Linked DNA regions of Homo sapiens: all the other regions are linked to region 2. Evidence: chromatin contacts called from ENCODE Hi-C or POLR2A ChIA-PET data. All regions are on one chromosome and are shown on one strand. The core of a region is the stretch at or near the end of the contact, and the rest is flanking DNA. Distances in the headings are between cores, read along the strand shown.

Region 1 (2,798 bases), core at 66-2,565, 45 kb before region 2:
CAGGGAGCCCTTGGTGAGTTTGCAGTCCTCTCCTCGGTCAGCCATGGCGGATGTCCTATTGGTGATCGGTGGGATAGATACGGGCATGCAGTGGCCCCAACAGCCCCACAGGTAAGGGGCTGTGCCCCCTATAGCTCACTGGGGTCTGCTCAGCCCCTGACATGATATGGCCTCATCTCACAGTTGATCCTCAGCGTGTGGCTTCATGCCGCATTCTTCTGGATCCCCTCCAGAGCCATTTGCTTAAAGTCTCAATTCATTGGTGAGAAATATGCATGTCATGGTTTGTTTTTATTTCTCCTAATAACTGCTATTAATTGTGCTCAGTTGAATCACCCTTTCACTCTGGTAGCAGGCTTCCTTACTAGCATGTCGACCCATTTCCATCGCTTTCCAGTTAATTTTGGTCATTTAAACAGTCACTTACCATTTTTTAAACACTTCGTTCTTTGCATTTTGAAATTTGACTCTCATGTCAGAATCAAAGCTCTCTCTTCTCTGCCCACTCTTTCCCTGAAAAGGAAAAAAAGAACCCAGTCTGTTACTGGCGCCTTGGAGTGGAGGCTGTTTTTGGCTCTCACACGCGTCCCTCCCTCTTGGCAGTAGCAGTGCGCTAGCATGGAGGTGGGAAGGAAGAACCGAGGGGCAGAGTCTCTGTGCTGACTGTTGCAGTGTCCCGCTTCTGTCACGGTTGCAGCTGCCGTCTGTCTGTTTCTGTCTAACGGACTGTCCATTGGCTCATTTCGTGAGGCTGCCATCCACATGAGCTTTCTCAAAGGACGCAGTTGCTGGCTCTTTGCTGGCACCTTAGGGTGCCTGGCATTGGAGAGCTGACCTGATCTCTTCATTTCCCCGCTCCCTCCACAGTTAAATCACTTTCTCTGTCTTGGTCTCCTTGTTGGGTAGAGGCTACTCTCCCATTCAAGGTTCTTGCAAGTGCCTCAAGCCTAGCCACCTTCTGTAGTGTCCACTAGATCCACAGAAAACTCAGGTGTCTTTGCTATGCCAAACGGCTGCCCCAGTGTGTGTGGCCGCCCAGCTCCACCATCTCTTGCCTATATGGATTTCTGAGGTAATCTCATCCACTCCCAAGGAGACTTACTGCTAACCTAACAACTTTTCTTATGCCAGTATTTTCTTATGCCCAACCCCACCTGAGTTCCAAAACCGTATTTCCCACTGCCTAGTAAGGCCTATCAATGTTATACCCCAGAACCAGTTTACTCCCCTTAGCCTACAGCCTTATTCTGGCTAATGGCATCACCTTCCACCTGTTCACATAATCCAGAAACCTGTGAGTCATCCTGCCTCCCTTACCTCACACAAGCCAGTTCGGTCAGTTCTATGTTGCAATGTCTTTGAATCCATCCCACTTTTCTCTCTGTCTCCCCTTTGCTCCTTGGTTTTGGCCCTCATTATTTCCTTCCTTTTACCCCCAGTTCCATCTCTTGTAGTCTTATACATTGTGGTCAGAGTGACCTTGCCAAAACACAAATCCCATTGCATCATTTGCCCCCTTTAAACCCTATTATGTGGACCTTCATTGCCCTCAGACTAAAGTCCAGTCTCCCATCACATGGCCTGTGAGGCCCCAGCCTGTCTTAAACTTTTTTCCTTCTACTGCCTTTCTCTTCACTCCCACTGCTAAACTCCAACCTCCTATTCCATAGCCACACTCAACTACTGAGAGGTGTCCAAACTCAGCATGCTGCTTCATGACCCTGGCTTTTGCCTGGCCCTTCCTTTTTCATGGAGTGTTCTCATTCTCTTTGTACCTTGTAGTCTAACTGGACAACTCTTATTTGTTTTTCAACACCCAGAGGGTAAGTCTTCTGCCCTCAGAAACACTCCCAGGCTGCTTTCTGCTAACCATCATTTTTTATATACACTCAAATTATACAAAATATCATACGTCTTTCTCCCCTTGCCCCCTGCAACTGCCCCCAAGTCACTAAAAGCAAGGATTGTGTCTTACTCATCTTGATAACTGTGGTGCCAAGCCTAAAGTTCCTGGCCTTTCATGGGTGCTCACTGTTAAATAAATGCGAGTAAATCAAATGGCTGAAGAGCTAATGTATAGAAAGTTTTTAAATTCTAGTTTATATCTTTCTAGCTAAGATGTATTATGTTGACCATTTCTTTTACAGTAGTTGGCAGCAGGTTTAAATGCTAAAAAGTGACCCTCATTCTCATTGTAAATTTTTATTTCCCACTTCATTGGCCCCACTCAGCACTTTATTATTTTCATCGCATTGTCTTCTTACCCTTATTTAATCATGGATAGGAGAATGTGGCAATGTCAGAATCACACTAAGATGATATGGAAGGAGATCCAAGCTGATGACCACCTAGAGTAAAAATCCTTGGGGTATATTGGGACACCACAGAAGTTCTTAAAGTGATTGCCGCTAAAGCCATTTCTCCTATTCCTGGCCACAAGCCTTGGGGACGCAGCCTGCCTGCCTTCTTTACAAGTGAGCATCATTTTCTTTGATCCCCTTGGACTTCCTCTAACTCGTCTTCTCACAGCTCTTGAGGGCTTTGCAAGGAACTGTCAGGGCTAATGAAAGGACAATTTGAAAATCTTCTTTAGGCACATTCACTAAGTAATGTGTCCGTCAGCAAGTGTGGCTCTGTGTCTGTGGTGAGCCCCTTTCTCTGTCGGGACCTTGTCCCAGTGCCTGGAGAGCACCTTCTCAAACTGTAGACCTCACTGGCACTGGGACTGATCTGAGTGCCCCTGTCAGCCTGCCCAGCCTCAGAAAGGAAGCTGTGGAGGGCCAGTTCTCACCAAGAGC
Region 2 (2,781 bases), core at 229-2,728:
TGAGCACCTACAATCTTTCAAGCATAGGGGAGAGAACAGTGAACAAAACAGAGCCCCTGTGCTCCTGAAGCTTATATTCTAGTTGGGGAAACAGAAAATAAATAAATAAAGATATATATACCAGCATAGGAGATGGTGGTTAGTGCTGTGCAGAAATCTGCTACGGCACGTGGTGGGCAGAATGTGTGTGTGTGTGAGCGTGCGCACGTGCATGTACATGCTTTACTATAGTTAGTGGTGTCAGTGAGGGCTTTTTGAGGAGTGACATTTGAAGAAAGAGCTGAGTGAATTTGAGTCATGGAAATATTGAGGGGAAAAGCATCGGGTGAAAGGAAGAGCATGTGCAAAGGCCCTTTGGTCTCACGCCGGGGGGTGGAGGCAGGCTTCGGGCCTTATCATAGAGGTCTGGGCAGCGTCATTTCTCTCCCCCTCAACGCTTGCCAAACCCTGGCCACTTTTTGGACACATACCCAACAATTTTTTAAATTATTATTTTTAATTGTGGTGAAATGCACATAAATTTAACATCTTAGCCATGTTTAAGTGTACAATTTGGCGGCATTAAATATATTTATTATTGTGCAACCGTCATCATTTCCGGAATGTTCTTATAATCCCAAACCAGAACTCTGTGCCCAGGAAACACCAGCTCCCCGTTCCTTCCTCCCCTGAGCTGCTGGCAGCCACTGTTTCCTTTCTGTCTCTATAAATGGGACCACTCCAGGTACCTCACACAAGTGGAATCACACAGTATCTGTCTTTTTGTGAGTGGCTTATTTCGCTTAAGCATAATGTTCTCCAGGTTCATCCATGTGGGGGCATGTGTCAGAATGTCCTTCTTTTTCATTGACGAATAGTGTTCCATGGTGTGGATGTGCCACGTTTAGTTTACCCGTTCATCCTCTACGGTTGGTGGACACCTGGGTTGCTTCTGCCCCTTGGCTATAGTGGATAATGCCTCTATGAACATGGCTGTACAAGAATCTCTCCAAGTCCCTCTTTCAGTTCTTTTGGGGACATTCCTAGAAGTAGATAGACAGTTTTAGCTCCCTTTTCCTTGAGTTGATCCACTGTGCTTTGCACGCTGCCCCTTGTTAGTTTATGTCACTGTTAGGGAGAGCGTGTTGATCGGCTCACCTGTTTCCCTCCTCTCAGCTGTAAGTTCCTGGGGAATAGGGAGTGGTGCTTGGCACTGCACCCCCTGATGCCATGGAAGGCGCACAGTCTGTGCCCCAGCAGGATTTATTCAGTGAGCAAGTCTGGAAAGGGCTGCTCCAGAAGGAGGGTGAAGGCTGGGCTGCACAGAGCCTGCACCTTCTTTGTATTTTTACATTGGGCTTCTCTGACTGCCCCTAAAATAAAAATGGGGATAATCCATTTTCCTGTGAGAGAAATGAAAACCCACGAAGACTAAATGTCCTGCCCGCTGTCCAGGTGCAGTGAGGGGCGTGGCCGGGACCAGAATCCCTGCTTCCCTGTTCTCTAGTCAGTGCTGCTGCTGGAAACCAGAGTCTTCTTTTGTTTTCCCTCTCACCTCTGGCTGCCTCTCTCTCCCCTCAAAGGTCAGAGCAGTGCCAAGGACAGAAGAGAGAGTAGATCCAGCCTTGGCCCTGCTAGGCTGGGCAGCCTGGCAGGTAGAGTCAGCAGGGATAGAGCTTGCTTTCCTGTTCACGATCTTCAGCCAAGTTCAGGGAGGTCTGAATACTGAGGCCTTCATAGCCACTGCACCCCAGGTAGCTCAGGAGAACCTCCGAGCGCAGGAGTGCAAAGGCTGGCATTCTTCAGGCTCTGAGGCTGTCCCTTCCGGTGGAGGTGAACTGCTTCTTATTGATGTGGACAAGACTGTGGGTATGTGTCTGAGTGTGTGGAGGTGATATAGAGAGGCCTAAGGGGTGTGTGTGTGTGTGTGTGTGTGTGTGTGTGTGTGTGTCAGGGGGTGAGTGTGTGTATGAGAGAGGCAGAGGCAGCGGGAGAGAAAGAGAGCGCAATGCAGAGAAGAAAGCAGAACCTTCCTCATAGAGTTTTGGGGGTTACGTGATCTGAAAAGCACTTGAAACAGTACCTTGCTCACAGCAATGGCTGCGTTGATGATTTTTATTGTTATAGAGGCACAGACACAGAGAAAGGCAGAGAGGGAGAGGGGAGAGTGGGGAAGGAAGGTGGGAGGCGGCAGGAGCGAGGAAGAACTACATTCTGGAAACCTCAGAGATTTAACAAAAGGGTGGAATCTGGGAAAAGCTCCCCTGCCTGCTTGTTCTCTTATAAAGCTGATTATGCTTACCTTCCTCCCCCATGGTATTTTAAACTTAAATAACACAGTCTCCATTGTGTAAAGCAAAATAATTTTCCAGATTCCCTGTGTACCTCAGTGCACCATGCTTAGGGAATCTGCCCGGCAACACAGACAGACTGTGGGAGTATGCCGCGGAGGCTGCGTCCCCCGCTTGCTGGTTAGGGTGCTCCTGTGTGCCCAGCCTTCCAGGTCTGGCCTCCCCCCAGCCCCCCAGCCAGCCCCCAACACAAATCATTTGGGCTTTATCTTATCTTTAGCAGGAGAATGCTTCCCAGATGTGTAGGATTAATGGTGAATATTACACAGCACCCCCTGGACAGAGATGGGTCCTGGGTGACTCCAGGCCCTAAAAACCTTTCTCCAGCGTGGACTAGCGGGGAGCTCCAGTCCCCACCTGAGAGTTGAAGGAGCATCCCCTCCCTGCTTTGCGATGGCTCCAGAGACAAGACGTGTGCCCTGCCCCCACCCCACATTGTCTACTTTGATTT
Region 3 (2,943 bases), core at 378-2,877, 41 kb after region 2:
AAACAAAAAAGATGATCCATATCATTACATTTATATCTATTTCATTCTTTAAAAATGACCACATGGTGTTGCATTGTGTGATGATACTGTAATTGATTCAACCAGTTCCCTATGGATGAATATTTGGATTGTTGTAGTTTTTTGCTGCTATAAATTGACAGATAGCCTTGTATATGTGTTTTTGCAAACACACATGTGTATGGAAAGTCCTACTGGAGGACTTCTTAGAAGTGTAATTCACTGGGTCAAAAGTTATGTGCATAGAAGTGACGGACGTTGCCAGTTTATCCTCACTTTCTCCAGTTGAGAGGTTTATCACTTTATATTCCCTCCATAATGTATATGAGTATGTTCAGGCTAGTTTTTTTTTTATAGTTATGTGACATTGGACAAGCAATTCTGGGTAAGTAGCATTACTTCTTTCTGTTTATAGACTTTACTAGTTTGATTGAGTGCTACGTTTATGAGGCCAAGGTCATGAATTTGTGTACTAAGTAGTCAATTCATTTGCCATATCCTTAATCAAGGTCACTTCTTTCCACAGTCTGTGAGTCACAATAGGAACCAGAGGAGAAAATGGACAGATAGGCATTGCACTGGTAGCTTCTTCCTAGACCATGTGTGTTCATCATGGTATCCCCAGAGGTTAGCATCATGACGTAAAGACTGAAAGGATTAGGGGGATTCAGGTATTGATTACACTAAATAGCTATTCAGTGGTTTATATAATTTGCATTTCATTCATTTAGAGAACATGGCAACTTGTGTTAGATACACAAAGCAGGTTCATACTCCAAGCTGTGACATAGCCATCTAAAATAGATAATTTAAGCCCTCATTTAAATGACTATGTTATTTTCCTTTGATCGAAATGAAAAGTTAGATTACCATTTTAAATACACGAACATACATGTTTAATATACTCCATTAACTTATTCCTCATCATAGTTTTTTTTTGATCTCTGTCACATCAAATTTAAAGAAAAGTCCACACCTTTGCAATAACTTCATCACCAGGTTACTCAGAAGAAGCTATGCAGATGCTCGGAGTGCCACCAGCCTTTCTGAACATCAGCACGTTAAACCTAGGATCTCTGCTTCTAAAAATTCTGGAAACCTGTCACATCCAATATACTTTAAGAGGGTTTTGTAAAGAGCTTATTGTCAGTGATGTATGTGGATTAGTAAACCATCTGCGGAAAGCCCAGATGTTTTCAGGGACCTGTTTGCACCAAGACCACAGCAACTTATTAATCACACAACATTCCTGGGTAATTATGTAGGTGGTGAGCACTGAGCCACTCTGGTTTCTCCAGCTTCATCTTGGTGGAACTGCTTACTAGTCAAGGATTTCCTTAAGGTTGATCAATATCACAATGAAACCTGAGCCAAGATTAGGAAATAGGTGAGGGGCAGGAAGAGGAAGCTCTGAAGGTATCTCTACCTGGTGCACATTAGAAAGAAGCATTGCAGGCCTCATGTCATCTGGAAATACAAGCCTGGGGCCAGAGCCATGGTCCCTCTCCCGCAACAGACATGCACACCCAGTTTGTCTGGGAGCAAAAATCAGGAAAAGAGTCAATCTGCAGGAAGAAAGGAAGTGATTCAGAGCAGTGGGCAATTGTCAACACCAAACCAGTTCCCAGGAATTCCTCTAAGCATGATATTGGGTGTGTGGTTTAAGCTGCCCTTTGACTCCAGAGCCCTTTGTCCAAGTGTGACAAAATATCAGCAAAGGGTGACATGAGCTACAGCCGCCACCCTCGGGTCAGGCGTTGGGGGAATAGTGTGAATTCTTTCTGACAGGGAGAGAATCCTATTGTCTACTTTTCAAGGCATTTCACAGGGCTTAATTAGTCAATCCCCACACCACTACTACTGGGAGAGAGAGGTCGGTGTTACTATTATTCCAAGTTTACAGCTGAGAAACTAGCACAGATGGTGACCGCTACAGAGTATCTATATAGGAGGACCTTAGGGACAACAATCTGCTAAGAAGTGGGGCAGGGTGGACAGTGGCTGGAATATGTCTTGAAGTTGTGTTTGCAGAGCATTTTTTTTTTAAATAAAATTAAGAAAACCTCAACTATGCCCAGTCCCTTCCTGTCACTGCCGTATTGGCACCACGATTGCCTGAGGGCCGTACCAGTGTTAGCATTGGGTGAGGGTGAGAGTTGTCTGGCCTCTCTGCTCTTTGTTTGGCAGTGTATGACCCCACCTCCTTCATAGACTCACGGCATCTCGGTGTTGACAAGGACCTTGGACACTAACCAGTCCAATTCTCCATTAAAGGCGACACAAAGGAACCATCAGAAGATAGAAACACAAATCATGGCAGTTGCTTGGTAACTGAGAGTGATGATTTCCATATGCAAAAACTGTACTCAATGAACTTGAGAAGTGTGAGCGCGTGTGTGTGTGTTGTGTGTGTGTGTGTGTATGTAAGGAAGGGGGACTCATTTTCTGCTGCTTTCTCGATCATTTTGATAATATGTAGGACACAAAAAGTTAAAATAAAATGTCTTCATTTTAACACAGTTAATTATAATCCTCCAGTAAAAATCGTACACAGAGTTTGGCAGTTAAAGGAACAAAGTCTAGAAGGAAAAAAACTGACTGGTTCGGCTGAAGGTATTTTGTTCCTTTTCTCTGAAGTAGCAAAAATGTGTTTCCTTCAGCTTGATGGTGGTTAATGATGTTAGTGTTACTGGTTTAATAACAAATGTTCACAATTTTCCTTGCAAACCTGGTGCTCCAGGAAGCTCCCATTTTTGATTCCCTTTAAACTTTGTTTTGCTTTAGCAATTTGGGGCTCCTTTTGGGCTTTATTCCTTTGTCCTAATTGGTACTCCATGAGTGTGTTCACTTGGTTTGTATTTGCTTGGTCTGCCCTCTCTTTCTCTGGCCATGGTCCCTACTGCACTTTTCACAGTGTTTAACAGA

What was found. Hi-C counts contacts between places; a loop is a spot of excess contacts on that map. ChIA-PET counts read pairs that join two places held with the same protein, here RNA polymerase II (POLR2A). Pooled maps may share reads with other maps.
Region 1: POLR2A ChIA-PET joins it to region 2 with 17 read pairs in HepG2. The contact joins the enhancer-like site here to the promoter of TUSC8 in region 2. A Hi-C loop is called at or near these places in 7 of 168 maps with a recorded cell type or tissue (Caco-2, HepG2, breast epithelium and 3 more) and 2 of 50 pooled maps. POLR2A ChIA-PET finds 5 or more read pairs at or near these places in 22 of 52 experiments (A673, AG04449, AG04450 and 16 more).
Region 3: a loop to region 2 is called in a map of PC-9, with 7 times the contacts of the local background. The contact joins the enhancer-like site here to the promoter of TUSC8 in region 2. A Hi-C loop is called at or near these places in 4 of 168 maps with a recorded cell type or tissue (Caco-2, HepG2, PC-9 and 1 more) and 1 of 50 pooled maps. POLR2A ChIA-PET finds 5 or more read pairs at or near these places in 8 of 52 experiments (BJ, Caco-2, H1 and 5 more).

What each region holds. Positions count from the first base shown.
Region 1 is chr13:44,449,133-44,451,930 of GRCh38, reverse strand. All of the region lies in intron 1 of TSC22D1 (TSC22 domain family member 1), which reads left to right. It overlaps LOC124903167 (a long non-coding RNA gene), which reads right to left. Exons shown (of 4, transcript XR_007063778.1): 2 at 428-513. Among named protein-coding and RNA genes, the nearest start is that of TUSC8, 45 kb to the right of the region's middle. Within about 2 kb of position 1,315, at least 5 of the 41 ENCODE cell types and tissues checked have a DNase peak (open chromatin) inside an H3K27ac peak, as active enhancers do; they include PC-9, where a contact is called at or near this core.
Region 2 is chr13:44,404,681-44,407,461 of GRCh38, reverse strand. It overlaps TUSC8 (tumor suppressor candidate 8), which reads left to right and starts at 1,478. Exons shown (of 2, transcript NR_104174.1): 1 at 1,478-1,848.
Region 3 is chr13:44,363,500-44,366,442 of GRCh38, reverse strand. No RefSeq gene overlaps it. Among named protein-coding and RNA genes, the nearest start is that of SERP2, 8.9 kb to the left of the region's middle. Within about 2 kb of position 1,627, at least 9 of the 41 ENCODE cell types and tissues checked have a DNase peak (open chromatin) inside an H3K27ac peak, as active enhancers do; they include PC-9 and endothelial cell of umbilical vein, where a contact is called at or near this core.